Regions from separate parts of the Mus musculus genome. Here all the other regions are linked to region 1. The links are chromatin loops, found by intact Hi-C in ENCODE. Cell type or tissue: left cerebral cortex. All regions are shown on one strand.

Evidence for each region. A loop is a pair of places that touch in the nucleus more often than their neighbours do. Peaks named below come from ENCODE experiments on the same cell type or tissue, not always from the same donor. Only the 100,000 strongest peaks of a DNase experiment are listed, where the experiment ranks them.
Region 2: a loop joins it to region 1, with 3 times the contacts of the local background. A loop is called at or near these places in 19 of 42 quality-filtered maps.
Region 3: it touches region 1 in a loop (3-fold over the local background); 4 of 42 quality-filtered maps call a loop at or near these places.
Region 4: it touches region 1 in a loop (2.8-fold over the local background); 4 of 42 quality-filtered maps call a loop at or near these places.

What each region holds. Positions count from the first base shown.
Region 1 is chr6:86,024,430-86,032,429 of GRCm38, reverse strand. Add2 (adducin 2 (beta)) reads right to left here and starts at 3,749. Exons shown (of 16, transcript NM_001271857.1): 1 at 3,484-3,749. In left cerebral cortex, a CTCF peak has its summit at 3,761; DNase peaks (open chromatin) are centred at 3,428, 3,677, 4,248, 5,599 and 6 more places; H3K4me3 peaks cover 4,192 bases; H3K27ac peaks cover 4,600 bases.
Region 2 is chr6:86,082,293-86,090,292 of GRCm38, reverse strand. Add2 (adducin 2 (beta)) reads right to left here. Exons shown (of 16, transcript NM_001271857.1): 2 at 7,480-7,581; 3 at 4,249-4,465; 4 at 3,251-3,389. The coding sequence starts at 4,431. Among named protein-coding and RNA genes, the nearest start is that of Add2, 58 kb to the right of the region's middle. In left cerebral cortex, a CTCF peak has its summit at 4,601 (motif pointing right); DNase peaks (open chromatin) are centred at 2,289, 3,228 and 4,596; H3K27ac peaks cover 4,543 bases.
Region 3 is chr6:86,098,490-86,106,489 of GRCm38, reverse strand. Add2 (adducin 2 (beta)) reads right to left here. Exons shown (of 16, transcript NM_001271857.1): 8 at 7,771-7,914; 9 at 5,237-5,335; 10 at 1,832-2,008; 11 at 186-443. Among named protein-coding and RNA genes, the nearest start is that of Add2, 74 kb to the right of the region's middle. In left cerebral cortex, a CTCF peak has its summit at 7,296 (motif pointing left); DNase peaks (open chromatin) are centred at 4,218, 4,834, 7,265, 7,866 and 2 more places; H3K27ac peaks cover 5,904 bases.
Region 4 is chr6:86,116,931-86,124,930 of GRCm38, reverse strand. Add2 (adducin 2 (beta)) reads right to left here. Exons shown (of 16, transcript NM_001271857.1): 16 at 522-6,454. The coding sequence ends at 6,150. Among named protein-coding and RNA genes, the nearest start is that of Tgfa, 74 kb to the left of the region's middle. In left cerebral cortex, a CTCF peak has its summit at 4,600; a DNase peak (open chromatin) is centred at 4,929.

The sequences.
Region 1 (8,000 bases):
CAAAACAATGGAAAACTGATGCCTCTGGTCATTTCTGTCCTCACTGTCATTTTCTGCACTTGACTGTGGCAACAGCAGCTCAGGCATGGCTCTCAGCACGCCTGCAAAACAATGCTAATAGCCCCAGAACACACAGCCACTTGAAGATAATCAGATATAATTTAAAATTCTGCTACCAAGCCACCCCTGGAGTGCCTACATAAACTGGCTGCCAGTTCATTTTACAGTAACAAAAATAGTCACGTTAGTATAAAGAATGTCAATCTGTGTCCCAAGACTGCCATGTGTAAATCTCATCCATTCTTAGGAAAACAACATCATACTTCGTCCCTAGTTGTTATCAGAGTGTTCTGGAGAACAAAGAGGCAAATTAACTGGCCTAAATTCTTACGATAGTAAGTTCTACCACCAGGTAGTTGGGCTCTACTTCCACCACCACACCCACTTGCCTGAGTAGAAGGCAGTTAACAGAAGTCAGTCCATCTGCAGTAATGGAAATCTAGTCCATTTATTTGAAAAATCAACAGGTACAACCTCTATATCACACTCTTACTGCAGCCGTAGCTACTAACAAGTGCTTCCAAGCTGGTCATGGGAGGTGCACTTGGCATAACTCTCTCACTGGCAGTAGTCATCGGGAGCTGATCCTCTGAGCCTGGCCAACCTATGCCCTGTGCAGAGCAGCCTCTTTCTCCCCTGTGCATTCTACTCAAGTTCCCCTCCCTTCACCCATGCTCTGACTCATCAGGCCTGTGCCCTGCTCTGACAAAACCAAAGCCCAGCCCCAAAACAACCTGGAACACATTTCTTATTAATCATTAGCTAAAATCATCACTAGGATAAAGTGATTCATTTTAGACACTACACAGATCCCTGGACATGTGAATAACCACAGAACACCAGGGGCAGGGGAGATCATGAGGTCAGATCAAGCCTACCAAGCTCACCCTGTGCCTGACAAGGAGAGAATGGAAAGCTTCGTCCCAAGTGCCGTGTCTGAAAATGGGGTCTTCCTGTCCCAGAGTACAGAGCCGCCCTGCTCCCCTGCTTCCCTATGGAAGTTGTCCTTTTTATATTCTGGTTGAATGGTGAGTTCTGTTTTTCTAGGACAGTGCTTATCACAACGTGTAATGATGCATTTGAGAGGTTCCTCTGTGTCTTCTTGCTTTTGTTGTGAAATGCTAACAGGGTGGAGTCCTTGGCCATCTATGTCATACCTCTTTGTTTCCAAAGTTCTTATCAAACCAGGCATCTAGTAGCTTCTTATGAATATTCACTGAATAAACAAATGTTTACAAATAAAACACAGACATCTGGGCTGGTTGGCTACCTTCCCCAGGTTTCTGGAAGGTTCCTCAGCTGCCTTTAATTCTATCCTGTTTCCTTTCTCTACACTAGGTTACCTTGTTATATTTTATGAATCCTTGTAAACTGACTCAAATCCCTTGTGAAACAAGGTAGGAGTTAAATAAATATACTTTTCCATGTCACATATATATTTAAAACCTTAACACAAATCCTCTGCCAACATACACACATACACACTTGACCATCTGTACACTTTTAAAAGAGCTGCAGTTTATCTGAGCCTTGTGGTGCAAGCCTGACATCCCATCAATCAGAAAACTGAGGCAGGAGGATGGTGAGTTTGAGGCCAGCCTAGGATACATACATGTTGAGAACTTATCCAAGAAAAAAAAAAATTTTAAGAAGCTGAGTTTTGCTGTCTCCAACAATATAGTAATGTTTGAAGTGGGTTTTACCCCGGGCCCAGAACCTGTGAACTAACAGCACCCGTACATGGTTTGGTAATGTATTGGGGATAAGCTCGCTTCTAATGAGACTGGGTGACTGGATGACAAAAAGAGAACATGGGCTGGCAACGAAACTGTTGTAGATTTTGGATCAGAAAATGATTAGCCTGTGGGTTTTCAAAAAGTATTGTGCTTCTTTCACAGTAAAGAGTTTGTCACTCCTTGTACCTTAGGTAGGGAGGACAGAGGGAGCTAGGCAAGGTCCTGGTCCACAGGTACTAAGAACATCTGTCCACTTTACATAACAAAGGACAAAAGGTAGGCATACTGTGGGGGCGCTCAGTGGTACAGCAACTGCGTAGTGTGTTCAAGGGTCCCATCTCCAGCACCACAAAGTAACGATTTGAAGAGAGCAAAACTACTCAACAGACCTACCCTCTACCACCAGCTACAATCTCCGACATGTTATCCACATGCTAGCAGGAAGGGGCATTGCAAGTCTAACATGTTGATTGTTTTCTGCTTCCATACTCATTTCAAGCACCTTTATTCCAAGTGTTGGGCCAGGTATTCTTTTCATGAGGGAAACATAACTTAAAAACCACCCATGCAATGACAGTTCAAGGCACAAGTTAAACACATGACAGGCTCAGCCAGCTCCAATGCAGTCAAAACTACTCTCTTCCTGTCCTTTGCTCTAGGAAGGATGTAGGACTAGCCCTTTCTTACCCATTAGTCCGAAATCTTAACACAGAAACCTGAGATTTGATTTCTATTATTTATAAGCTTATTTGAAGCACTTGGTTCTTCCTTACGAACTGCCAGAGGAGGAGTGGGCATGAAGAGGTGGCAATGTGTGTCATAAAGACAATTTTTTTTTTTTAAAGAATTTGACAGAGTGTGGGTGAGGCTTGTTTTCTGTATGTTTATCTATTCACTTCTGGCAGAGGATGGAGATGGAGGGTAGAAAGGAAAGGTGTCTGAAGAGCCAGACAATAGGCCGGTTGCAGGCCTGACTGGCATCCTAAAGCAGCCTGCCCTGCCCTGCCCTGCCCTGCCCTGCTATCCTCTCCCTTCCCCCAACACCTGGCAGGCTGTGGTTGTGATTTCAAAACAAGTAACTGCTGGACCCCTGCCTTCTGGACCCGGGACCCAGAATGGCCTTCTCTGCTCCTCCCTGGGGTGCAGAAGGGGAGGGGAGGAGACACAAGAGAAAGAAAAGGTGGGCGCTAAAGATGAACTCGCTGGTAGTACCTCCTCAGGGACAGCGGCCTCCCCTACTCCACCCCCAAAGCTTTGGGATAACATAAAAACGCAAGCCCTGGGTGCCCAGGTATCAATCTCCCATCCTGCGCCATCTGCCCTGCCAGCCCCACTGCATTCAGCCAGGCAGGCGCATCCTATGAATCTGGACCCCAGAGCGCCTAGCTGGGCAGGCGCACATCCCGCGTGGATCCCGCAGGGCGGCGGCCCGGCCGTCTCTCCGAGAAGGCTACACCTTCTCGGTGTAGCAGGCATCACAGACCCTGAATGCCCATGTCCGCGCGCAGGCCCATCTCCAGAGCTCAATGTGACAGATCCGCAGAGCCGCAGGTGTACCCAGGCGTCCGCTCCTGCGCGGGCGCAGCCACTCCCAGGCTGAAGCTGAGCTCGCTGTCATTCTGTGGCTCCAGCACCCCGGGGATCCGCCTGCCGTGGCGCCCACCCTGTTCCTTCTTTGGTGCCCTACCTCGTACTCTGCGGTCTCGCATCCATCCCCAAATTCACCCAGCAAGGCTGGGCAGCGCTCCTCGACTCTGGGATCCGCTTCCTGGACTCACAGCTCTTCCGCTGCGTGGCGCTTCCCGCGCATCCCACAGCTCGGGACAAAGGCCCTAGATCCGCGTCCCCGAGGCGGGCGCTGCAGTCAGAGTCAAGTCCAGAGCCCGCGGGAGGCTGGAAGAAGTGTGAGCTCCCAGCAGTGCGTGATGACAAAGGGCCGGGCGAGTGCGCAGCGCCCCCTCCAGAGCCCGGCTTGCTGCAGCGTCCCCGCCCGCGCCCTGCAGCAGCCTGGGCCAAAGGCAGGACCTGTCCCTCAGGAGAAACCCCAGTAAGACACACTCTGCTCTGAGTTTACACTCGGGGTGTATTTTATTTTGATTTAGGGTCTCAGGACATCTTGCCTTTGAGAGGTAACTTTCAGTGCTGCTAGCTAGTGACAACTGGATGACTAAACTCCAAACCAGATAGATTGATCCTGATTCTAATTCTGACCCCATCTTTAACTAGGCTGGGGGCGCACTGCTGTAACCTAGACAGCCTCTGCTTCCTCTGGCCCCTTGTACTTCTCTACCCTATCCCCTACTCCCCTGGAGAGACCCCAGTGGCTGAGTAGGGAATCAGGATTCATCTTCAGATCTGTCACTCCCCAGCCTTGTGACCTTGAGGATAACTCTGCGAGCCTGTTCTCTCCTGGAAAATGACCTGATCTAATGTATTTGTCACCTGGGCCTTTTCTAATGGTTGGGACAGGATTCTTCAAAGCCCTTGGAAAGCAGGATGTTGCAGGCAGTCAGGGCCTTACACCTCCATCCTGTTTCCTCCAACTCCATGTTAGTCACTCCCAAAGCTCTGAGAAATACGCCTGTCAAAACGTTCAGCCTCCAGAAAAACCTCTAGCCACTGAAGAAGAGCCCTGCTCTCCTGACATTCCCAACAGCAACCCTTTGGATTCCAACACAGTCAGACAGTACCCAAATCTCTGAAAGTGGTCCAGGAATGGACATGTGTGTACACATTGGTGGGGGCATGTGTGCATGTGCACATGAGTACATGCATGTACAGAAGCGAGAAGTTGATCTCAGGTGTTCCTATCGCATTCCACCTTATTTTACAGCATCTTTCATTGATTATGGAAATTGCCATCTTGGCTAGGCTGACTGGTCAACCAGTAGAACAGACATAGAAACGTGTGCTGCTATGCTTGGTTTTCACATCCCGCTGGGGATCAGGTCTCAGGTTCTCATGCTTGCCTGGCAAGCATCTCACCTACCCACTGTCCTAGTGAGTTTTGACCCGATCTAAAGCAATGATTCTAAGCATCCTAATGCTACATGACCCCCAACCATGAAATCATTTTGTAACTATAATGTTGCTATTGTTATGAGTCATATGTAAATATCTGATATGCAACCCCCATGAGGGCTACAACCCACAGGTTGAGAACCACTAGTCTAGAGTCATCTAGAGTTGAAGAATTGCTCAGATCAGACTGGCCTGTGGGCATGTCTGTGGGGTGATTGTCTTGATTGTTAATTGGTATGGGAAGGCCCAGCCCACTGTAGCCAGCACAATTCCCTAAACAGGTGACCCTGACCTGCAGAAGAAAGCCAGCTATTAAGTATGAGCCTGACTGACCCATTCAGCAACCTTTCTCCATGGTTTCTCCTTCAAGTTCCTGCTTGAGTTCCTCCCTTTACTTCTCTCATAGACTGTGACCTGGAAGTGTAGGTTAAACAAACCCTTTCCTCCTTCCTGGGTTGCTTTTGGTCACGGTGCTTATCATAGTACTACAGTGAAACAGAACGTTCACCAAGCTATGTCCTTCAAATAGCTTAAACAAGTACTCTGGTAGTTCCTTTGTATACAGGCTTGTGAGAATGGCCATTCTAGGGCTCGTCCAGTGGTAGAGTGCTTGCTTGAGATACATAAGGTCCAAATACTCAGTAGTAGAGAGGTGGGGTGGGCAGAGACTATTAACATGAATAGTCTCTCAACAAAAGCCGCTACTGCTGCGCTGTGCAAAGATCCACCACCACAAGCCCAGAACAGCCCACAGGCATGCCGCTCAGATGCCAGGATGACTGATTCTTTGCAGTTCTCCCAAAACCCACACCATGATCCCCACACCTCCTCCACCTCCACAGCTTCTCACACGTTTCTGTGTCTTCCTCAGATGCAGTCATGGTCTCTCTTACTCTGTGCCGAAATCTGACAACAGAGCAAGTCACAGGGGTGAACTCTTGCCTCTCTGGTACCTATGTCTAAAGTTCCACAACCAAGTATGAAGCAGTGTTCCCTGTCAGAACTCCAGGGAAGCTGGGAGCCCCCTTTTAGAATTCCATGAAGTGGTAGGTAAGGCAGGCTCCTTTCCTACCAGGCTGCCTTCCTCAACAGAATCTCCACAGGGAATCAAGGACCATTTCCTAAAGCCTCTCAAGCCAACTCTATTACATTCAAGTGTCTCCCTTTAGGGCACTGGTCCCCCCCAAACTAACAGCAGACCCTCCTCGGACCCCAGCACTATCCAAAGGCTTCATGCAACATTTTCCTCACCCAGTCCTCAAAAGACCTCCAAGAGATGGGCAGAATTATCATCTCCTCTTCACTGGAGAAACTGAGACAGAGTAGATAGGTAATTTATCCAAGACCACACAGCTAGTACATGGCAGAGCCAGGGTTCTAAGCTAAGCACCCTGGCCCCTGAGCTTGTGATGGCCTCTACTTTCCAGAGGAACAAGAACGGGTGTTCTGAAGCAGAACTAGAAGCTAGCTGTTGTAGATCACGTCTGTGATCCAAGCACTCCAGGGGCAGAGGCATGTGGATTGCTGAAGGATTGAAACCACACATTTGAGACAAGCCTGAGCCGCATATCAAATGCAAGGCCACACCTCTTCCAAAGGCAGAAGTGGCAGAACAAAGTGGAGAGACTAGCTCTCCTTAACTCACTCAGAAAGTGATCCTCCTCCTAACCCACCACAGCATTTTCAAAGCAGAAAAAAAAAATATGTGGCCCTCTTCTCCTAAGGCTTTGGGACTTGTTCAAATATCTGATAGGAAGCAGGAAATACATCAATTTTGCACTGGCAGCCTGTGAGATCCCACTGATGTTGCAGGCATTTTTGTTCAATTTCCAAACTCATGTTGAAACCCAATCACACATAAATATTGGAGGTGGTGTCAGCTGTCACCATGAAAGCCCAACAATGCCTGGCCCTTCTTGAGCAGGGACAGAAGAGCTCTGGAAACCCCAATCAGAACTGGACACTGCAGCTAGGTAACCCCAGGGGGACAGATGCACTTTAAAAGTTGATTTTCTAATTTTCAGATTTGCAGTAAGATAATTTTTCAACTCTAAGTCTTTTGAGCATCTCTGTCAGCAAGTGGCTAGAGGGAAGGGAGACAGCAGGCAGCAGGTGCCCAGCACTTTGTTATGGAGCTTCTAAGATAGCCTCAAGGGTTCCTGTCCTCCTGGGATTCATCATGAGCTGTTGGCAATACTGATTTGCCTCTAACCTAACTTTTCAGCTAAGATGGTGGAATGTTGTCGGTCTCAGAGTTTCTATTGCTTCGAAGAAACACCATGACTAAAAAGCAAGTTGGCGAGAAAAGGGTTTATTTGGCTTACACTTCCATATTGTGGCTCATCATTGAAGAAAGTCAGGACAGGAACTCAAACTGGGCAGGAACCTGGAGGCAGGAACCATGAAGGGGTGCTGCTTACTGGCTTGCTTCAGATGGCTTGCCCAGTCTGTTTATAGAACCCAGGGCTACCAGCCCGGGGATGACACCACCCACCATGGGCTGAGCCCTTCCCCCACTGATCACTAATTGAGAAAATGCCTTACAGCTGGATCTCACAGGGGCATTTCCTCAGCTGAGTCTCCTTCCTCTCTGATAACTCTAGCTTATGTCAAGTTGACACACAAAACTAGCCAGCAGTACACTGTCTTAGGGTTTCTATTGCTGTATAAAACGCCTTGACCAAAAGCCACCTGAGAAGGAAAGGGTTTGTTTCATCTTACAGCTTGTAGTCTACCATCTAGGGAAGTCAGGGCAGGAACTCAAAATAGGAAGCTGGAGGCAAAGGCCACGGAAGAGCACTGCTTACCTGTTTGCTCCCCATGGCTTGCTCAGCCTGCTTTCTTATACCACTCCAGACCACCTGCGCAGATGTGGCATCAAGCCCAGTGAGCTGGGTCCTCCTACATTACTTATTAATCAAAAAGGGTGGGGGGCACAGACCAATCTGGTAGGGGCTTTTCTCAACTGAGGGTACCTTTTCCCAAATGACCCCAACTTGTGTCACATTGAATACCAACCACTACAGACACCATCTACGGCATTAGTCATAAGAGTCTTCTCTTGTGGCAGACTCTCTTGGTTGCCTTCCCAGCATGTGCACTTTTGTTAAGTAGACATATTGCGAAGGCCTGCCTGGCATCAGGCATGGAGGTAACATCAGACCATCACCAGTTATTAGCAGA
Region 2 (8,000 bases), 58 kb before region 1:
ATTCAAGAATTAGTGTGTAAGACCTATGAATAAATAAATATGATTTATTCAATAAGGGAAACTGAGAACACAGTACAGTAGAAGCCAGCATAAAACCCAGCCACCACCCAGCACAAGACCTAACAATAAAAGGTGTATTGTAAGTCACCTCATTTTAAAGAGAATCCATCAACATAGATATTTTCATATAAAATATATGATCAAAATTTGCCAACACAGCAGCAAAATAAAAATTTAAATGCCAGGTAAAAACTGAAGGGGTAAGCATTAAGAATCTCTGAAAATGCTCTAGATCTGGATAGCTATGAAAGTGAGCTGTAAGCCTTTGAGAGAGATGTTCCTGCTTTGCTTAAACTCCATCAGGGCAAGGAGAAAAGTAGAGTCTCCCTGCTCATGATTCAAGTCATGGCTGAATGCCCTAGAGTGGACTGCTCACCCTCACATGAGAATATATGTGCTTAAATCCTTAACAGAAGTCTAACAGTAAGACCCACAACAGTGTATCAGAATAAGGAACTAGAGCCAAGAAGATGGCTTAGCTGGTAAAGAAGCTGCCGTCAAGAAGGAGGGCCTGTGTTCATCACCAATCACCAGAGAACCCACATTAAAAAAAAAAAAAAAAAAAAAAAAGCCAAGTATCTTGGGACACACTTGGCAATCCCAGCACTGGGGAGATAGAAACAGAAGGAGTTCTGGGACTGCCCATCTATGTGGTGAGTTCTAGGCCAGTGAGAGACCCTCTCTCAAAATATGTGGTGGGTTGCTCTGAAGGATCAACCTGTAAGATTGAACTCTGGTTTCCACATGCTTATATGTGAACTTGAGTGTATACACACACACACACACACACACACACACACAGGACCAGAGATAATTTAGAGCCTGGTATTCTGAGATCTGTCACTATAACTCATTGTGACAATTGCTCAAGGGGACATAAAGGGATCAGTACCCCAAATGCATAATGTTATTTCTCAAAATCTATTTCTGAACAGAAAGCTATGATGAGCTAGAAAAAAAGACATTTTCTCAACATGATAAAGAATAATGATCTCAAGTTCTATGATGACAGAATTTCCATTAAAGTCAGATGCAAGACAAGGATGACTACTCTCTAAATTATTAAACGTCATTCCAAAGCCTGAGGGGATATAACCAGAAAACTAGAAAAAATAAGGCCAAAGGCAAAATGCTAGCAGACTAAGGCAAAATGTCAATATTTGCAGACAATGTGATTTTTCTATATATAAAAACACAAGGCCAGAAAGATAGCTCAGAGGGGAAAAGTGCTTTGCTGCCAAGGGGCTTCCATGGTGGAAGGAGAGAACCAATTCTTGTGGGCTGACTTCTGACCTCCATATATACATATACATACACACACATACACTCACAAACATATGTATGATTACACACATACATACACACATACATACATACATACACATGCACATAAATAAATGAAATAATAAAATGATTTTAAAACTCAAGATAATGTGTACATGCATATTCAAGAAAAAGTTGAATAAAGATTCATTTATAACAACCAAATTATATATTATTTCCTGGATGGGCTTAAGACATCATCAGATCATATGAAAATAACTTGTAAGCTTTCCAGGTGGATATTACAGGACTAGCATAAACATACCTTGTTTCTCAATATTCTAAATCAGCTTTTGAAAATATTTTAAAATTATCTCCCACACACTAAGTAGAATATTCTAGAACCAACCATACACATTTCCCCCACAGAAACTATATTCTAAAATAAAAATAAAGAATTCCAACTCCTCTACCAAGTCAATCCCAACACAACTCCAACCAAAATCCTAGAAGGATTATTTTAAGGCAGAGGAGAATAAATAGAGCTTGACAAAGTAACTCCAAAATTACTTTATAGAATAAATTTGCCCAAGAGATTAAGATAAATTGGTGATTAGCTATGGCCCTTTGACCTATTATCTAGGCAGGTGGCCAGCAGTGGAAGACACAAAGGAAAATAACAGAGGCTCTGTTCTGTAACAATGTATTCTACAATATAACAAATGCTATGAGCAAAATTAAAAGTCAAAAGAGAAAATGAGAAATGATTGTAATATTTTTGACAGGTTGTAGGGAAATAGCATAAATTTATAAAGATTTAAAAACCTATCCACAGCCCACTAATAGGAAAACTGGCAAAGCATGGGAACAGACATTTTGCTATAAAAAAGCACAGATGAAGGCTTAGGTACAGCCTGTCTCAGGGGGAAGGGAGGAACAGCAACTAACAGTCTGAGCCGAGGTGGAAGCAGGGCCACGCCCACCACACTCTGTTGAGAGCAAGGTTGGCAAATCTCTTTCTCCGGGATGGTGAAGGGACAGAATCTGCTTTGTGCAATGCTTCCTAGCTCCTATTTGCATTCTTTCAGCCATTCTTACAATTTATCTTCAGAAGACAGTCCAAGCATTTCACCATTTTCTTATTATAATTTATCTTCAGAAGACAGTCCAATCATTTTGCCATTTTCTTATTATAATTTATCTTCAGAAGACAGTTGTGCGTGTAGCATCACATTTATTTACCAGGATGCCTACCACACTGTGCTCCATCATAGGAAAGAGATGAACACAATCTAAAACTCCAGTAAGGAATGATTGATTCATCAGCATGCAGCCACAAAAATTACTGCAGAACCCTATTTACAATGCAAAAATTTAGTTGATATACCATTAAAATATATCTTTTTCTTGCTTTCAATAATCTATCTATATTAAACCAAAAAAGATACATCAAAATATTGCTAAGAGTGATTTCTGGAGTTCTCAAAACACAACGAAGTGGGTTTTGGCTTCTCTTTCTCAAATGCGTCCTTAGTTGTGGTCATCACCCTATACATCTGAGTCATATGCAACTTCCAGGCTGTGGAAGAGCTGCAGTTCAGGAAGGGAGCCCACACACACATAGTCACAGCTCCTCTTACTGCTCAACGATGATCATCCTGGCTGGTCTCCTGGCTCCACTCACCTCTTCTCATGCCCTGAAGTCACCTCTACCCTTCCCACCCCTGGCATCATGAGCAATTCTCCTATGGGTCTTTAATTCACAGCAACATCAGAAGCAGAGCCAGGCATCTCTTTGCCCAGGCCTGCTAATGCAACTGCAGCTTGGCTATTGCCTAGCAACCAAGCTGCATCCGGCACTTTCTCCTCCCTTCCCAACCACAGCCCTCTTCCTCTGCTCCTGGCAGACACCCAGGCACCCACATACTCATGGAAGAAGCTGGGAAGACTGCGTGGGAGGTGCTGGCCATGAAGTCCGCGATCTGTCGGAGGGCCCAGATGTTGGAGGAGTTGTTGCCCTTCTTCATTTGCTCCTGGATGAGGCCTTCCAGCTCCTCCCTGAAAGACTGCAGCAGGCCAAGGGGTTGGTGCCCTGTTCCTCACGGAGGGCCAAGGGCCCAGCAGGATTTCACAAGACAGCGAGGCCCTACAGGTCCCCAGGGATTGGTGCCCAGCTCCTTGCAGGAGAACTAAGGACCCTGCAGGTCCCTAGGAGCTGAGCTCTGCACAGGGGGTGATCTCCACCCACTCCCTCCCCTCCTGCAGCCCCTTCACAGGAGGACTGCTCCTGCAAGTAGCCAGGGGATTGCTCTTCCAGCTCTTCAATAAAGGCCAAGGACCCTGAGGAATCCCCAAATGCAGGCTCACTAGGACCCCAGATGCCTCTTCAGATTGCAGGGTAGGTATTCAAGAAGACTCAGGTAAAGAACCTGGACCCCATTTTTTTGTGCGGTTAGTCCAGATTCCAGCTCCCTCCTATCTGAGCCACAGCCAAGGCTGTACCAGTCATGGCAGGACTTCTCTTTAGAGGGAATTAATCGAATGAGAAAGTATGCCCTCCCCCCCCCCACACACACACATGTTAGCACACCCAGGGCTCTTCTCACACATCTGGATTCTTACTGATTGGCTAGGAGGAGACGGAGAAGGAGTGGAGGGGCTCTGCGGTGCCTGCTACTGTGACGTACTGAACCTGTAAGCTAGCCCTAATTAAATGTTGTCCTTGTAAAAGTTGCCTTGGTCATGGTGTCTGTTCACAGCAGTACAACCCTAACTAAGACAGAGAAGAGATCAAATACCCACGTGGCCAGGCCCATCCTGTTCAGCAAGCCTAAACTGTCAAGACCCTGCGTGAGGGACAGGGAGACAGAGCCACCGGTCTTTTGAGTCTCTGGGAAACCAGCCCTCCCTGCCCTGCCCACTCACAGGGCTCTGCAGGATCATGGTGACCCTCTTCTTCTGCTCCATCAAGTTGAAGTCCTGTCGCAGGTCAGCTGCACGGTTGCGAAGTCGCAAGTACTCAGGATCATCTTCAGAGAACCGGTCAAAGTAGTGCTGCCCCTGAGAGGGTGGCGGGGAGGCCGCCTCGGGAACCGTGTCCTCGCTCATGGTCCTGCTAAGGCTTCAATCCACTCCTGGAACCCTGTAGAAGAAGGACAGGGTGAGCTACCAGTGGGCCAACTGCTTGCTGAAGCAAAGGGTGGTGTGACTCACCATGTCCTGTGGCTATTTGCAAGTGAGAAGGCAGGTCACCTCCTGGGATGATGACCCATAGGGGGCGCTAATGCACCATCAGGTTCTGTGCAAACAAGTGTCCAGTTTAATTGATCCACTGGGATGTCAGAGGAGACTTCCTAGGTGGAGTGTAAATATGGACTGCAAACCTTTTTGAGTCTTTCTGTGTTGAGTTCTTACAGAGTCAGGCAGGAGCCATTCAGATACACATGGGTACTTTAGTAAAATGATGAAGAGGGCTATGATGGGCCAGGGTGTAGTTAATAGTGAAAAGCACTTGCTCATCCAGGTCGTGTCTGGTGTCTGTGCCCAGCATCCCAAATTCTATAAATACCCTTTTCTTTTTGTAGGCCTCCTCAAAAGCTATGGTCCAGAAATTCACAAAAGAACACTACTTCCAGGAACAGGGGAAGCATCTCATTTGGTGTGGAGCATGCTAGACAACTCTACCCAACACCCTAAACCAAAAAACTCAGTGTTTTAAGTAAGTTCATGACCTCGTGTTGGGCCTGTGCTGTCCAGGCCTCATGTATATTCTAAATGGAGAGAGAGAGGCCTTCGGCTGGGGCCCATTTCAGGTGAGCAGGTCTGGACTGGAAATCAGTTCTATACTTTGAACAGCTCTGTCCCTTGACACCTGCAGGTGTTCAGTGGGTCTCTTCCCCTCTCTGCCTCATCTTATCTATCTCTCATTGAGGGGTGAGCAGAATGACCACTGGGCTCCTTCCAAGGACACTGTGCATCCATGCTGCTCGAAGCCAGCTCATCCTAGACCTTTGGGGTAAGAAGGAACGAGAAGACAGGTGCAGAGGACACAGCCCATCCAAGCTGTGAAGACATGGATGGGGCAGCAGAAGTCCTCCCATGGATCCTCCCCACTCAGATACCACTGCTCTCCCTGGTACCAAGACAATCTCCACAGCACTTTCAAAGCCCTGAACCTTGGATGTTTTTGAAATAGAACCAAGCAGCCCTGCCTTGTGCGTACCCTGGTATGATCATGGATACATGAACTACCTACATCCTGACACACATCCTTGTAGGACTCTAAGCCACCAGTTCCAGAAGCACCAAGCTTTCTGCATCCCTGTGCCTGGGATGGTGTGGTCCTGAGCCCTCCTGACTTCAGTCCATTCTGTTTACAGAAAGGCACTGGGCCATAGCTGCCCAGCCATGACTCTGGCCATGGTTCTACATGTGCTTCCAAAAGGATGGCTAACTCTGTCCCCATGGGACAGGGATTCTGTAAAGCAAGGCATCCTTTCTGCAACTCCATCCACAGTGCTGGTGGCGACTAGTTATCTAAAGATGGCTTAGTGGATAAGGGAGCAATACTGAAATAAAACCACCTGGGTTCAAATCTCAGCAACACCACTTAGCTACGTGGTCTTTGGCCAATTCACCTAACTGCACTGAGCAACAGTTAAAGGAAAGCAAAGTGTTTGTGAGTGTGTGTGTGTGTGTGTGTGTGTGTGTGTGTGTGTGTGTTCATCTTTAGTCTTACTAGGTGCCACTGAAGGGGTGCAATCTTCTGCTATTAGGAACTTGATAAGGAGAGTCTGGGATTCATCAGTAAGCAGGAGCACACTAAATAACCATAATGAAGTGTTTAGCTCAAGAAGCCAATTCAGTGTTGAGCTCTGTTAACACAAGGAGCACGGCAAGGGAAATGGCACACCACCCCAGAGACCACGGGGCTGTTAAGTTAGATCTCTGGGCTAGACATGATGAGAGCAAGCTTCAGAGATGCTGCCTCAGTTTCTGTACCAAGCTTCAAAACTCCTTTGGAACTTGCTAAATGTCTGAAGGATAGAACTTTCTATTACTCGTTCTGAGTTCCTTTCAAGGAAACCCAAGTTTGTTCTAAAATAGCTGAGCCCTGTGGTTCCTCAGACAGCGTCCAGGGTGAGTCTGGCCACCCAGAAAGACCAGATGCACGCACACATTCTCATCTTCACACTCTTGTTCTCTCCCTACCCCACCCCCACCCTCTCTCCCCGCTAGAGACTGAGTTCCGTCAAAGGACAAATGATCCACGCATCTGTGTTAAAGCTCCCTGATTTAGGAAACAGCTCTGTACACCAGGGCGTGGTGACCAGGACCACATGTTGGGAGCAATGATCCACATTAGACCCTGTGTGCGCATCTCTTCCACCAGCTGTCCCTGACTTTGTGCCTTTATAGTGAATCCACGATTGCAAACAAAGCATTTCTGGTGTGTTTTAGAGTCATTCCAATAAATTATTGGATCTAAGGAAGGGTTACAGGATTCCCTCCCCTCTTCATATGCTTCTAACCATGCCATACAGACATGAAGGTGGTTTGGGGCTCCACAGGTGCCCATAGGGGTCTTGTTACCTTAGGCATTGATTCCTTGGCAAAATGAGATTGTAGGTCCCAGCAACTTCTCTTCTCCACCATGATTTTTATACCCAGGCCCTCTCTATTGGTGGGTGCTACTGTCTTCATGTTCAGACATCCACTGAGAGGCTCATGAGGTCTGTGTTTACTCAGCTGGAACTCTGTCTAGCACTCCTCTGCTCCTTCCCACTGCCCCCAAACACATAGCAAGTCACTTTGTGGGATGAGAGCTTAGGCTAGTTTTCTGGTCTGGGAGTCAACTGGCAGAGGGAAACTACAGACAGATTTCCTGGGGGGGGGGGGCTGAGAAAGGACTTCCCACCAACAGGAACAGCTGATAAAGGGGGACAGAGCACTGGCTATCTAGTTTTCCTGGAGTCAATGTCTCTGGGTGCTGCAGAGGGCTCCAGCACATCTAAGGATGGGACCGGGTATGGAGTGCTAACAATATTCTATGTATCTCTCAGTCTGATATGGGAGTTCAGAGCAATATCTTGAATGTCTAGATCATCACTCTCAGTAAACTTCCCCTATGGTCTCCAAAAGCCATCGACCACTTACCAGTAGGCTGAACTGGGCCTGTCCAGTCTCTGTCTTCAGAGACAGGTCTTCACAATTAGGAGGGCTGGCACAGCCACACTTCACACAGCCAGGTAGGAACTGCTAAAAAAAAAAAAAAAGTGCAGACATCAGTACCTCGGCTTCACTGATCACCACCTAAGTCAGGCAAAGCTCTTTACCTGACTCATCCACAGTTGCTGGGAAATGAGTGTTTAAAAGCTAATCATGACCATTACCATGTTAAGAAGACTCTATTGCCTTTATAACTGGAACCAAACTTCCTTTAAGATTCCATTTGTTGCAGGCTGAGGGAAGAGAGAGGAAAGGAAGGAGACAAAGAAGTCAGGGAAGAAGGAAAGGAGGGAAGGCCTGAGAAGGAGAGAAGGAGAAAGAGAGGGGGAAGGGAGGAGGGAGGAGGAGGGAGGAAAAAGGAAGTGTGGAAGAGGAGGAGATGAGGAAGACAGCAGAAGGAGAAAGGGAAGAGGTTAAAAAAAAGGAGGGGAAGCTGCAGAGGGGGAAGG
Region 3 (8,000 bases), 74 kb before region 1:
CCAATCCTGTTACCCTCTGGAGAAATCTGCTCCTTGTGCCTTAAACCTCAATACAGGGGCACTAGAAAGGGGTGTTAGGGGCCCTGGGCCTGAGCACAGCGTCCAGGAAGGTGGATGAAAACTGTGTGACTGGCCTCCCATCAGTGCAACCCTCCCCATTCAGGCCAGCCCCACCTCCCTCTTACCGTGGTCTTTGGTCGGGGACTGCCCATGTTCCTCTGCACCTCGTCAGCCACGTTCACCCGCAGGTAGGTGTTGGGAGTGTTAAGCCAGCGGGTCTTTTCCTTCTGCTGCTTCTGGGCGTGCTGGCGCAGGGCGGGGACTGGGACTCCATCCTCTTCAAACACAAAGGCAGTGACTGTGGCTGGGATCTCCACTTCACTTTTGTGTTTGGTTTTCTCTTGGACAAAGGGGTGGCGGTACGTATAGCCTGTTCTGTAGCCCTAAGAGGACAAAACAGAACCAGGTGCTGGAGAGGACAGAGGTCTACACCCAGACTTGTCAACCCCAAATATCCACCAGACAACTGAGCAGCCAGGCCTAGGTTACAGGGCTTTCAAGTTGAGATGGGCCTAGTCACTTAGGCTTGTCATCCCAATTGTTCAGGAAGCTGAGGCAGGAGCATGACAACTTCAAGGTCTGCCTGGGCTACAGAGCATGCACAAGGCTAACTGGGTAACTTAGTGAGCCTATGTCTCAAAGTGTGAACAAAAAGGCTGGGCAGTATAGCTCCTTGGTAGAATGCCTGCTTGGTACATGTGAAACTTTGAGTTTAATTCTCAGCACACAAAAGTTTAAAAAAATAATGAGGTCTGCTCAATGCTCATGATTTTGATGAATTTGTAAGTAGTATTGCTTTTGATGATGATGATGTATAATTTTGCAGTGCTGGGGCCTAGCACATCATGCAATACCAGACAGTCTATACTGAGCTAAACTTCCAGTGTCCAATATGTTTTTAAAGTAGCTAACATTAAGATACAAACAACAGATTTAAAATCATAAGTGTGTGTGTCCTTATATACATGTGCATGTGTACACATGTGTATGTGTGCTTGCAAGTCTTAAAACTGGAAAGAGGACCATGATTGGGGGAGGAAGAGGTCTTAAAGGAGCAAGACACAGAGAGTGATGTATAATGCCATGTGAAAGCAGAAGTGGGGACTGAGAAGGGATGAGGGACAACTAGAGGGACAATGGGTGGGGCCAGTAGCCAGTTGGGAGGAATGAGAACTGTGTAGAAGGCTATACATGTGTGATATTGCCACGAGGAAACCCATGCTACCTTACACATTAGTTTAAAAAAAAAAAAAAACTCAAGTTACTTATGATAGTAACTTGAGTTGTATAGAGCTGGTGGAAGTGCTGGCTCATTCACAGCACCTTTCTCCAACATTCACAGTGAAGTCTGATCGGGTTAGAGCCCTCCTTTCTTTCTTCTCTGAAATTTTAAATAGAATTGTCTGCTTCTCTCAAAGCTCTGAAACAATTCCTATGGAAGCTAGCCGCAAAGGCCTGGTGCTTCGTTTGAAAACAATGACTCAGCACACAGAGCCAGGAGTCCCCTCTCACCACCAAAAGCACATCTCATTGCAAATCCATCCCATGGAGAGCATAGGCAGACGTGAGGATGTCTCAGCACTTAGCAGAGGGAGAAAAGGCAAGTACTGGAGAAAGTGCAGCTATTGTTCAAGTGAACACAAACTCAGAGGCCTTCACTAACTAAACCATGACAGAGGTGGTTCTTGTGCATCCCCAGTGCTTTCAGATGTCTGGCTATGGGGGCTCAGCTTCCATGGAGCGGTCTGAAGGACAGCACCAAGACACTCACTAAATTGTCCAGCATCCTCATGAGGGCTTCAAATTCATGCTCTCCCAGCCGGCTCTTCTGCATGGGCCCGAAGGTGCTGCCGGCCCACTGCACAGAGCCCACCTCGTGCGGCCGGTGTTTCTCTTGCTCCAAGAGGATGAGGTTCTCAGTGCCCCCAGCACTGGACAGAGCCGACACCTGCGGAGAATCAGCACACGGGTGTGTGGAGTCCTTGAAACTGCTGTGGTGTGCACCAGAGGTCAGTGGGGTCACAGAGAACTCAGGCTCCAGAAAGGCCTAGGGAACTAGAGGAAGATATCTGAACACTTGCGGAGCATTCATTGTCATGGAGCACAGCGTCAGTAACCCCTCTGTGGGCTCGGTTCCCGGAGAACCCAGAGAGGAAGAAATAACAAGTGTTAAAACCCTGGATGAGACAGCACAGAGGACCGAATGCTCATCATCCCAGATACAACACACCAGAGAAGAAAAATGGTACCTAGGATGTAGCACCCCAGAGAACTAAATGGTACCTAGGTCATAATGCCTCAGAGAAGAAGAGGGGGCAGTGCAGGTGGCTTCAGGCAGCACACTTAACAATTAGGACAGAGGTGTGTGTACAATGTGGGCAATTTAGATTAACCTTAAAAGCATCCACACATCTAACCTCCACTCCCAATTTGCATCCCTACCATTCAGATGTCCTGAGTCAGGTTTGGGTTTTTGGGGAGAAAGAGAGAGGTAGAGCTAAGCCACGTTGACACAGCAGTGTGCTCACACCCTCACATCCGAGAAGACTGATGTCTGCACACAAGCTCACTTATCAGAGCCATACTCTGATGATCTAATCTGCAGTGCCTGATGTTTCAGGATGGGTTGAGAGTTTGGGTTGTGGTTTTGGTGGTGTTTGTTTCAACCAGAGATAAAGGAATCCATTTAGTTTACCGACAGATGCAGGCATATGAGCTTTGAGCATTCTCCTGCACCAATAGACAGCCCTAACCCTGCTTAGTGGAGGTCAGCTCATCAGACTTCCTCAGGCGAGCCCCATCACCCTGGAACAGGAGGACACCACAACACTTCCCAGTGCCTTTATACTCAGGATATATGTATGCATGTCTTTAACTGTCCCCACTGTCCCTTGATGCCCTGGAGAGACAGTGCTAGGGTGTGTGTAAATGATAGGCCTGAGTGGGTACCAGGCTGGCTGGGTGTGTTACACCACCTCCTCACCCTGTGACTTTGGGTAGCTATTTAGCATCTTTGTGTTCAGTTTCCACATCCATCAAGTAAATATGGCAATGCTCTACCTTGTGAGGAATCTCTTAAGGTGATGGTAAGGCATCTATAATGTTCTGCAGCCTCAGGTGCAGCACATGGATGCTACTGCTAATTTAACACTCTGATAATGAAAGGCAGTCTCCCTGGGACTGTTTGTTAATGGAGAAGGAAGAAGGGAGAGAGCACCCACAGCCTTGCCCAAGCTGCCTCCTTCCATCTCTTCTTCCAGCAGTTTCCATGGCGATGGGTAGCAGATGGGGAAGAACTGCCTGTGCCTCCCATCTGCCTCTCAGTGAGGAATGACCCACTTTTTTCCAGAACTCTAAACCAATAGGCAAAGAATATACTGTGCTCAGGAGAGCAGAGCAGGCGCCTAGGCTTGGACCACAGACATGGCCACAGTCACATTCCCCTGTCCACCAAGGTCACTGAGGGAGGAATCAGGGCCCTTGGCGGACATGAAGCTTCAGAGCTGGCTACCAGAGTGCAATCCTGGCGGTAGCTGCAGGCCTTGACCCTGCGCTCACTGATGCCTTAGTCTTTGCTTCTGCTCCTCCATGTCTTCTAGTCCATCCCCTCCCTCTAGAAGCCTCTCCATCCATAAAACTGATGAGGAGACACTGGCCCTTTCCTGGGTTGGTTGCCAGAGGGACGTGGGAGAGCAAAGACACATCAAACTAGCCCTGAGCAGGTGACAGCAGCCAGGAGGCTGTTATGACCAGAACGAACAGCTCTGCCCTATGGCTACAGGTCAGGGGGTTAAACTGCCCAGGGGCCACTTCTGAGGTCTGAAATGGGAGAAGACGTTTCACTGTGTAGGGGACACAGCAGTGACTCTCCATTTGTGCAGAGTGCTGAGATAGCTCTGGAGAGAAGAGCTTTTCCTGTGTGCTATTTTCTCAGGGAAGCTTCTGGAAAGGCGTGTTAGGGAACCCTTTTCAGTTCAGTATGAGGAAAGGCAGAGAGAGTCTTCCCTTGATCATGAAGGCTCAGCCAGTTCTGATGCCAGTCAGTAGCCAGATCGGTCAGAATTCTTAGTTGAGGGAGAAGGTACCACATCAGAGACATGACCTGGATCCAGGCCTCAGAGTCTAATTCTGAACACTGCTGTTTCTTGGGCGCCTCACCCACTCCATTCCACGTAACATTTATTCATCTCCAGACTTACAATCGTCTCTGCAGCACTCCACTGTAAGGGTACCACAGGGCTCTCCCACCTCCCTCATGTGGCAGGGCTGAGCTGACCACAAGTGACACTGAGGGAGGGAGCGACCCTTCCTTCAGTGCTGTTCTGCCTGGCCCGCCAGAGTGAGGCAGGAGGGCACCACGTGGGACTTACAGAGAGCTGGCTTGTCCTAGAACCGCAGCCTCTGTAGTGTCACCACCTCTCCTAGCCTGGAGAGGCCATTCCTCCCAGTCAGCTTTGACCCATGCCAACATGGAGACAATCGGCTTGTAGAGGGCACATCTCTGCCTCAAAGGTACACAGCCAGGGCTGGTCATGAATCTATCCAAGGCTGGATGAGCACACCCCTTATCCCACCAACTCGGACACCACATTGTACATGCTCTTGGCTGACCCTCACCACAGAGCTGCCTGTAAACCAGCATTCCTGGAGCTTCATGGGCTCCAAGGTCATTGACCTTCCCCAACTAACTGTCCCTTCCCAGTGAGGGGATTGAGATATGAGCTGGCTCCCTATATACCTTTAAAGGGTAGCTTGGCTGTTCGGGTTGCCATGACAACACTGACTGGCTCACTGTCGCTCCTCTTTCCATGCCTGCCCATGTACAGCCTGCTCTCATTCCATCCCATTCCTTGGCGAAACGAGAGCACCCTTTCTCTGTGTCCCCTAGTACAGCTTGGTGCAACAGCCACATCAGATGACCAGGTGTGGCTTCTATGTGCCTGGTGATGGTTTCCCCCATCCTGATCTCAGGTCCCCTAGATTTGAGTAGTGCCAATTAGATGTTGTGATGGTCTTTCCAGAGTACAGATCCCATTGTAAGCAGGAAACGGCAGGAGTGTAAGGAAAGCAGTGACAGGCAGGGTGATAAAGCAGTTTAGGAGGTCAGGACCTTACAGTTCCCAGGACCCCCATCAAAGCCAGCTCCTAAGCTCATTTCCCAGGGCACCTCACATACCTGTACCTCACACGCAGCCTGCAGATGGAAGACCTTGTAGAAAGCTTCCTCCACGGTGTCACCCAGGGCGACCATGCCATGGTTTCTTAGCACCAGAATCTGTGGAGGAGGAAAGAACCAGTCAAACCCGGCTTTGAAATCCCCCACCCCCCATCCACCAGCCAGCCAAGATGGATCCGTGGAGCAAGGTACCAGCCACCAAGTCTGAAAACCTAAGTTCACTCCCTGGAATCCATATGGTAGAAGGAGAGAGATGATTCCTGCAGATTGTCCTCTAAACTCAATATGAGCCATGGCAGCCTAAACTAACTCCCCTACCCAGGAACACAAACTAAGTGAATAAAGTAAAAAAAAAAGCTTTACTCCTAAGAGACTTTCATCTTACTAAGACCAAGTCCGTATACCAGCCTGGAGCCCCTCCACAAGCTTACTGCTCTTCCTCTAACCAACAACCCCACTGCTAACCTAAGGCTGGTTGGAGTCCAGTGCTCCCAACTGCAGAAGACAGAAAAGGCATTTTAAACCGATTAAGTGCAGCTTGAGTGACTGTTTTGGGCAATGCTTTGGTGGCTTAGAGAACTCAGAAGTCTGAAGAGGCTGTTGAGTGTTAGGTGAGCACACTCATTTGATGCTGAGTTAAGGGCTTGGATCTCAAAGGTAGCCTCTGCCAGTAAATTAGTTGACTTTGGTAACATCCAAGAGGATGCACTCTGAGAGGTGGCCCTGCAGAAACAGGCAGCCGTATTATCTTCTCTTTGGACCTCTGGGTTGTGCTCCACAGACTTGGCTCCGACATCCTCAGATTACCTCAAATCAGTTTTTCAAATGAGGACAGAGAAATTGGGAGAACTGGAAATTCTCCTGGCCAACTGGAGACAGACTCTGGACCAGACCTGGGGTTCTCAGGGGGAAAGTTTCTGATTTGGCTGGGCCAGTGAGTAAAAATCGTGAAGAGACCCGAAAGATGCTTTGATCAAGATCAAGATTCCCCAAAGGTCAAGTTCTACTTCCTTCCCTGAAAGAAATGCTCATGGTTGGTTTGACCCTCAGCAAGCTTGAAATCAGACAAAGCCAAGTGGGAACTGAGGCAAAGCTCTATGCATTCAAGCTTCCCTGCAGAGAGCTGAGGCTCAGGCTCAGAGCACCACATCCTCTCTAAGAATAGATGAAGTTCTTTCCTCCCTAATGCCAGAGACTTAGAAGGAGCTCAGAGTTCAAGAGCATAAACAGAAGCACAGGGAACATCCTCCCTTAGATTGCCACAGCCCACATAGGTGTGCTATTAGCTAACACTGCTGAGGACACCCTGGGGCTGCTAGGGCAGCAGGGCTCCTCCTCCAAAGCAGAGATGAGGAAGCAGGGGCTCATGAGAAGTGAGGCTGCCTCACAGCTCTTTTCCAGTCAGATGTGCTAGTAGAAGACAGTGCTTAGACTTAAGCCAAGCAACACTGCAGCTCTGCTCTCTTTTAACTAGTTGGTAACTAATAAGTGGAATTAGTTGATTAATACAGCACATGGATTTGGAGAGACTGTAGAGAAATAACCCATATATTAGACACAGGGAAGAAAGCAGAAGGGATAACCTTTTAGGGAGGCAATTGGGCAAAATGAAGTCAGACTTCAAAAGTGTATCCTCTAGAAGTGTCTAGGGGAGCCTCCTCAAGCCCCAAGGATTAGCTAAAAATATTTCCACCTGGTGGTATGAGTTGGGGTGGAAAGCAACCCCTGGAAGGCTCAAATACAGGGGACTGCTGAGTGATGGAGAGAACAGAGACATGCAAAACCATTTAGTGTGCATTGCTAGGCGAGAGAGAACTGATTTTCTGGTTTTATAAATATATGTGAAAAGTCTTAGAGAATGCATCAACATCTCAGAGCAATGTGGGAGAAGTGGCTTCAAAAAGCTTTCTTTCTAAAAAATAAAATAAAATAAAAATCGGAGGCTAGAGAGATGGCTCAGCTGTTAAGAGTGCTTTCTGCTCCTGTAGAGGAGCCAGGTTTGGGTCTGAGCATTTATGTCAGGTTGCTTACAAGCACCTGCAACTCCAGCTCCAGGGCATATGATGCCCCCTTCTGGCCTCCACATACGCTGCACATATACAAATCTTTTTAAAATGTCTACAAAACACGCCTTTAATCCCAGCACTCGGAAGGCAGAGGCAGGTAGATTTCTGAGTTCAAGGCCAGCCTGGTCTACAAAGTGAGTTCCAGGACAGCCAGGGCTATACAATTAAAAAAAAAAAAGTCTACAAAACAAATATTCTCCAATAAATACATGATGCCTTTGTGATGCTAATGCCTGTGTCTGTCTGTCTGTCTGTCTGTCTGTCTCTCTCTCTCTCTCTCTGTGCGCCCGTGCGTGTGTGCACGTGTGTTGAATCAGAGGTGAACACTGGGCATCTTTCTCAATTGTTCACTACCCGATTTTTGAAGCTTTTCAAAATTTTTTTAATCCTTTGAGTTGTCTCCCCCAGTTCTGTGACAGCGTCTGACAGTACCACTCCACAGCAACACCCCCGCCCCCAGAAACAAACCTTGCAGGTGGGTCCAAGGCACTTCTGCAAGTTGATTCGGTCAGCTTCCTGCTCCATTTCCCCATTGAAGTCATAGTAGGCCATGTCCCCCACCAGCAGGGCATTATGGGAGACCGGCAGGAGGCCGCACTTCATAGCTGACACCTACAGGAAAACAATAGTTGCCTAGCAACTACAGCCCAGAACCAGGGTGCCCTGGTCCTCTCTCCTCAGAGCACAGCAGGCCAGCC
Region 4 (8,000 bases), 93 kb before region 1:
CATACCCAGTTTCTTATGAAGGTGCTGGGAATTGAACTCAGGTCCTCATTCTTGTGTGGCTGACACTTCACCAACGAAGCTATCTCTCCCAGTGCCTTTTTGTATTTTTTTTAGTAGAGGTAGAAAAGGGCAAAATGATGTTTTCCCTCTTCCACTCTCCACCCCAGCTTCACACCCTTCACTCTTTTAGAGGCGCTCCTTCTTTCCCTCACCCTCTGCTACTGTAATGTCTTCCTCCATTCTGGCCTTCACACCCACAAATGCAGGGTCTGCTGTCTCTGTTGCCCCCGCCCCCCATCCACTGCAACCCAGCTCTTGCAGCTGCGCTGGAATCCATCTAGTCTCCTCCTCAGAAACACTGCCTCCCCTCCCACACCAGAACTCAGCGATACACGTGTCAGCTTTCTATATGTGAAAACAGGTTAAGTTCCCAGTGTGACCTACATTTCCATACATGAGCCCCCTTTCTAACTCCCACCTCCCCAGGAGCCCGAGTAGCCAACAGAGATGGGTCACACACATTGGGAAGCCAAGCACATCTGGTTTACTAGGGTAAGATCTGCAGGTGAAATAACGGCACACACAGAGAAACCCACAAGCAGAGTCCACCCCAAACACAGTCAGACACCAAAGCAGCAAAAGGCCTTTGGAAAGTTCTCATGAAAATCGAAGGGAAGCTTTGTTGCTCATAGATTCAAACAGAAAACCATATAAAACCAACCCATAAATATATATATTATATATGTATATATATAAAATTGCAAAATAAAATCCAAGAGCCTAACCACCCAACTGCATCTCAGTGGCTCCATGTGTTAGCATAGAGAAAGGCAGAACCATTTGTGGGGATGATGTGTGATCTTGGGGGAAGAGTGGCATTGTCACAGCACAGAGTACTACATGGAATCCCTGTGGGAAACCTCACAGTACTAGGAAAAGCCAAACACAGACAGCCTATGTACAAGGGAAGACAGTAAGTCATACGCTCATGTGACGATTGTCAGACAGACAGTTCACCAAAACCACCCACAGCATTACTTACGAGACACTGCACTCCCTGGCCAGCCTGGGTTCCTGTGACCCTGCATCCCATGGGTCCTGTGAGGTACCCGAGCCCCCTTTCTAACTCCCACCTCCCCAAGAGCCCCAAATATCCAACAGAGATGGGTCACACACTTTGGGAAGTGTTAGGGACTCATCACTTCCAGCAGTTCAAAAATTTATAGAGGACAATCCTGTGGTATGATTCACCAACAGAGACCCACAGGAGCAAGATGGCATGGAAATGAGGCATCCCCAAATGCATTACCATCTTATAAGGGTTCCTGATGTGTCTCAAGTGCGACCCCCTGGGTTTAGGTCCAACTGCCACCCTGATTCATATTAAAGGGGTCCTTAAAAGATACACAGGATGGTTTGTGGAGGGAGGAGAGGTTAGACCCTTCTCACCATCCCCTCAGCTCCTGAGATGTCATTTCTACCCAAGAGCTAGGGAAGAGCCCTCAGGGTCCAGCCTCCCCCTGGGGGGGGGGGGTTAGGACAGGGTGGGTGAGGGGAGGAGCTGAGGACCTGACTCCCATGGAAGACTGCCTTCTCAGACTCCCATGGAAGACTGCCTTCTCAGGCTAGCCTGCGCCTGAGCCTTCCCAGCACGAAGAGCCTCTTCTATCTCTGACCCTATGTCCTCAAACTGATCACCCAATTTATGGGAGAATCTTGGAGAATACAGGAGCAAATGGTTCTTACAGATACATGACAGCATTTCTGCTCACGTCAACCAGTGCGGAGGCCCTGTTAGCACAAGGCCAGGCATCTGTCACCTGGTCACATTGCCATCCCACAGGGGCTAGACTCAGGCACTGTCTTATGATTGGGTGGCTCAGAGCAGTGCCTTACAATGGAGAATGTGAGAGACTCATGGTCCTCACCCATGTCAGCACAAAAGTCAATTTGGCAAAAGTCTAATGTCACCCACATGTGAATGAGGCAGAATGTGGCTTCTTCCATACTTTCTAGGGTCACCCAAATACTGCTTTGCACATTGTTCCTATGAAAAGAAGCCTGCCTTCTCCAGGGCACTATCAGTGCAAAGACTATGATAAAAGGCACTTTGTCCACTGCAGTAAATTCCACTGTGTGGGATCCCCACAGACTTCTGGACAAGGTGGCTTCCCCAGTGGGGGGCAATTGGGTGCCTTGGGAACAGAGCTTTATATGTGGCCTCTTGTTTCTGACAGGAAGAGCACTGCATCCTGGCTAGCTAGGGCTCTGGGAAGTAATCACAGTACTATGGGTGCCTCTTCACCTTGGAGAAAGAGGGTGTGCATGCAAAAACCACATACACGTGTTTCATGAATTTCAGTTGCCTCTGGACCCTTCCTTCTCATGTTAAAGCACCCATCTCAGGCATGAATCCCTACTGCACTTTAAGCTGTGAGGTGCCTCGTCCTTTCTGTGGGAAATGAGAGTGGGTATCTAGCATTTTGTTCATTTCTCAGTCTTTCTGAATTATATGGGATCATAGAGAGTTCGGTTGGGCTTAGTGACAAGCAAGGATATAAGCCTCATGGTCCCTCTGTCCTCAGTGGATGGCAACTATGCCAGGAGCCCATGGGTATTTGTGGAGCAATGTGTGTAAAACGAGCACAGGGATGGGTGTTTCAATAGTCCTGTTTGGCTGTCAAGAACTCATGACATTTGGCCCAGAACTAAGACATACAATTCACATTTATGAAAAGGCCTGGCACACTAGTCTAAATAGGGCTGTGTCCTGTCCTTAAACAAACCTTCCCTACTATGTCCAAACTTAGGTCTAGCCATCCACACTCACATCACAGGAGCAAATAGAATGGTTCTTACAGATCCATGACAGCATTTCTGCTCACGTCAACCAGAGCAGAGGCCCTGTTAGCACAAGGCCAGGCATCTGCCATCTGGTCACCTTGCCATCCCACAGGGGCTAGGCTCAGGTACTGTCTCATGAGTGGGTGTCTCAGAGCAGTGCCTTACAATGGGGAATGTGAAAGACTCATGGTCCTCACCCATGTTTCTCAGGCCCTCTATCCACAGAGCAAGGACTTCACACTCATTCCCAAGTGTTGGCCAGCTCTTCCCAAGGTTTAAGAGGGAACCGACCTTGGGTCAGCTGAGAACAGGCCAGCTTCAGGCTGTGGTGCAGAACACCTCTGGGCAGGGGTTTTTGTTTTTTAGTTTGGGGGATAGTCGCAGACCACAACCACTCCCAGTGTATGACGTCTAGCCATCCACACTCTAGAGGAGTGTGGCTTGTCTCTCTCTTTAGCACTCTACAGTGTGTAAAAATAGGCTGTGGAAGCCACTTTACTCTTCCGGTCAGCTGGTCACACAGTAGCACCAGTTCAACCCTCTGACCCTTCTCTGTAGGAACTACAGTGGCTCAATGAGAAACAAGCCCTTAGCTTATACGATCCCTCCTCACCAGTCAAACCTCGAACCAGTGTTTGCAGAGCCAAAGGAATGTCCTGTGTGGGACACACAGCCACTTCTACAGTCCTCAAGGCTGTGCACACCACATCCTTTATGTGCAAGGGAAGAAGAAAATTGATAAAATGTCTTTACACTTCTCCGGTGATCTAATCCGAAAGAAAACTGGGGTCTGAGGCTGAGGACCCAGCAATTTAGCTCAGTAAAAACTTCTTCAGGTGTTTTAACCATGCAGTAGGGGGGAATACAGCCTGAGAGATGGCCAGCAGCCTCCCTTGTACACACTCCCTCAGCCACCAAAGGGACCCTACAACACACTTGTGATTCTACCCTAATTAACAGTCCTCAGTGTCCAGAATGTGGTAAAATTCAGATCTCTCACACTGTCTACAAGGGTTCTTAAGACCCAGGCCTGCTCACCCGGGATGTGAACCACTCCCTGTCACCTTTTACAAAATGCTCTGGCATGGCCCAGAAGGACACAGTGTGGAGTCCCACGCTCCCACATCTATCTGCCTCTGTTGACTTTTTTTTTTCCCCCAGAAGTTCCTCTCTTTTTAAAAAACCAAATCAGCCATCAATGATCTGGAAGGATGATGCTCAGGGAAAGCTCTGACATTTTAACCTAAGCAAGCTCCGGTGCTACATAACAGGGATGGGTAAAGAGAGCTCACTGGACAGAGTCCACAGACCAACTTTATCTCTCAGCACCGGCTCACACAAATGCCGCCTCTGCAGGGTCAACTCTTCTCATCTTTTTAAAAGTGGCTGATAAAATGGATGCCTAATGAATGCTGAGAGAGAATGAATGAATGAATGTGAAATCTTATTTTTAAGAAGGCATCTCCTACAGGAGAGTAGAAGTCTCTGAGCATCTGTACACAACAACACTGAGTTGTCTCTCATTAGACTTGACCCAGCCAGAAAGCAGAGCAAAACAGGGTCTGTGCAGCAGCCCCAGATCTGCACCAGCCTCTCAGCTCTGTTCAAGAGACAGCCGACTGTGGTGGGATTTCCTGCTTCAACCAGAGGGCTCAGCTCTCCCTTGTCAGAGGCAGAGACATCCCACCATCCACAGCTGCCTGCACCACTGACCGTGACCACAGGTGGCCTCTCTACCTTCATCTCCAGTGCTAATACTCCACAGCCAAGACCAACTGCGGAGATGGCTAATGGGCCAAAGCCATTGTCCATTCATCACAGCTGGGAAGAGGCAGGACTTGGCTCAGACAGTCCTGGGTTCAAACCGAGTCTTCGCATCCTGCTCAGTAAGTCAGTTATCCCTGAAAGGGTTCAGTTGAGAAGGCAGAAGGGAAAGCCCGCGCAGTGCTTGTAGACACATGTGTGCAAAGTGAAAACCGATGAGCTAAGAAACTTCCAAAATACCTTTACAATGATCAGGACGAAAAAAGAGAAACGCTCTTTGAAGACACTGTGCTTTAAGGAAGATGGATTGTCTTGGAGCCAGAAGTGTTCACTAACCAACACTCCTCCTTAGGAGGATATGGGTGGGGAAACCAGTGTTGGCGTTTAAAATAACAGCTCTGCCTATTGCCAAGCTTCAGGATGCAAGAGAGTGATGGGCTTGGGAATGCCAGCCGTGTCTTTAAGAGTTGGTGAGAGAGAATTAACCCCAAAGGACTCATTTCTGACCATCCTCTCCTGTACCCTCTGACTCAGAGTTGGGACCCAAAAAGCCAAGGTCAAGATGCCAAGAGCAAGATTTTCTGGTCTGTGGGCAAGAGCCCTTGGGGATGTGGGAAGGCCAAGGGACACCTGGCTGCCAGGCAAGAGTGAGGCAGATACAGCCCTGCATAGCATGCAAAGCCAAAGGGGTATCTGACCTCCTCACACAACTCAATGCCAGCAACAACAGATTTGGATGTCCCAGAATTTCTTCCCTGAGCATGAGACTTCTTAAGCTACAGCTGGGTTTAATTTTTCAGCCTGTGAGAAGCACAATACAGACAGATCAGGCTCCTGGGCTCATAGATTGGTGATCCCCCTCTCCCCCCCCCCCAACTAGGCGACTTAGCTTGCCCTCTATCTGTTGGCTCTTAGAGTTCTTCCATCCATCACTCACTCAATGGGTTCCATGGAGAAAGCTCAGGGTTAGTGTTTGGAAAAGCGCAAGCTAAGCCATCAGCCTGGGGATCAAAGATTAACTTCTATTGGCGGGGACAGATCAGTCTGCCTGGTTACTTTGAGCTGGGGTTGTGGGGGGGCCAGGGACCCAAAATGGAAGAGAGAAGCATGGCTTCTTGCTGTGGAGATTGCTCCATCAGCAGGAGGCAGGATTCCTGGGAAGAGATGGACCTTATTCAGAAGAAACCTTGGTCTGTGAGCATCCATGACCTTGCCTGGTGTTTGGCCTTCCTACCCTGGGCTCAGGTGGGCAGGTGGTGTCCTAACATAGGCAGCCCAGACTAGGCAGTGTTGAAAACAGGGCAGAGCATGACCATGGCCATGGGAATCAGGAAGCTCAAATCTAGGGCAGGCTCTGCTGCCAACTAACTGTGACTATGGACAAGACCCCTGGTTGCTCTGGGAAGGCAGGCTCTAAGTTCCCCTCTGAGTGTGATCCCAGGACCTCCTCCATCCCTCCTTGGCCCTATGTTCCAGGGGCAGAGTTGGGAGAAGGGTAAGGAAGGAGGGCAGGGATGCAGCAGGACCCACAGAGCCACTAATCAGGATTCCACCTTCTCCTTCTTCTTGCTTTTCTTCAGGAACGAGGGGGTTCGGAATTTCTTTTTCTTTTTGGAGGGTGACTTAGAGGGCGAGCCCTCTGGGGACAAGGGGCCACTGGTAACTGACTCGGTTTTGTCCTTGTAGCTGTCGCCATCAGTGTCAGCGTTGGTGGTCATCTGGCCCAGTCCTTTGCTGAGGGCCTCTTCTACGCTCGGCTCCTCCTCCTTCCCATTCACCACCAGCCCTTCTGGTTTCACTGGCTCAGGCTCTGTGTTGGCTTCGCTGACTTCTGTCTTCTTGGTATCTAGGAAAAGACCAGAAGACCCAACCTGTAAGATTTCATGAAGGCGAGTGTTCAACAGAACCACTTCTAGGGAGGTCTGGAGCCAGGGAAGTGCAGGCTGGCATGGGGTGGGAGTAAGGATCCTGGAACAGAGGAGGGGTGGCGTTCTCACCTCTCACTACCTGCCTGGGGAACACCCATTGCGCAGGTGGTAACTCTGGGTCCTTGTCTACATTTTGAAATATATGTTGGTTTTTGAACAAGCATTTAATTCACTGTGAATGAGGAGGCCCACCCAAGAGAGGAGAACAGCTAGGGGCAGCATGGTTGTCTCAGTGGAAGCATTGTGATAAGCAGCCAGGTTGCACCAATCAAGACATGGTGATCACAGGTCTTCATACCTAAACAGCAGCAGGGAGCTTATGAACCCAGTGTCTCCCCAGGGGCAGAGATGAGGAACAGGAGGGACCCAACATTTCCATAATAGGATCATCAGTCCAAGGAGGTCCTTTCATTCGGTGGCTGCCAGGGCTCAGGTCTCTATTCTGCCTGGGATCACCAGGTCCCACACTTAAGGGAAGCATGCTCAGACCCCAGGCACTAAAGTCTCCAGCTGTCCCTTCTTCCCAACTATGCAGACTTTGAAAATCTTGTGTGAAGAGGAAGGAGGGGACTATAATGACACAGACTCTGAAACATAGAAAGTTAATGAAAGACTGCCTGGCTCCTCCTCCCATTTCACAGCCAGAACAGAAGGCAGCACACTTCAGGCTCAGGTCTGGGCTTCTCATCATGGGTTGAGAGGCCTCCTGGTGTGTGAGAGGTGACCATTTGAGTTTGGTATAGATTATATATGCATGCATGTATGTAATCTGTGAGGTAGGTGTGTGTGTGTGTGTGTGTGTATGGTTTGTGTACATGTGTGTGGTATGATCATGGGCACCTTTGAGTGGGAACATCACCACCAGGATTGGCACATGCCCTGCTATAAGGGAATGTGAGCAACAGAGGAAGGTGAAGCCAATGCTACAGAAGTAGTTGAAGAAAAAAAATATCCTAGAGTTCACTCCACAGAGGACTCTTGTGACTATAATCTGTGTGGATGGGGGTGAATGTAAAGCAGCCAGGACTGGCTGACTTAACAACCTGGAAAAGATCTTACAGTGAGATGCTTTCTTCCTCCTCAAGGTGACATGCCAAAGTTCTTCCTAGACCCCCCTGAGGGTGTGTCCCCTTTTAGTTTCAGAGACTAGCTGCTGCTTTTCATCCATCCAACTTTCAAGACTAGAGCCTGTCAAAATTTATAGTCCTGACTCCCAGAGCCTGAGCTCTGGTCCCCTCATCTCCATGTGCATTCCTATGACTGCCACCTGCCAATGTACCTCAAAGTCATGAATCTGTTAGGGCGCGATCCTCTCTCTTTCCTCTCCTGGTTCACCCCAAACTTCAACTTGGTCTCCTCAACTGTAACTTCCTCGTCCCTTCTTGGCCACCCCAGGTTGTACTATTTGGAGAAGGCCCTTCTTGCCTCTCTGTTCCCCAAGTGTAACCTTATATAACAGATGCG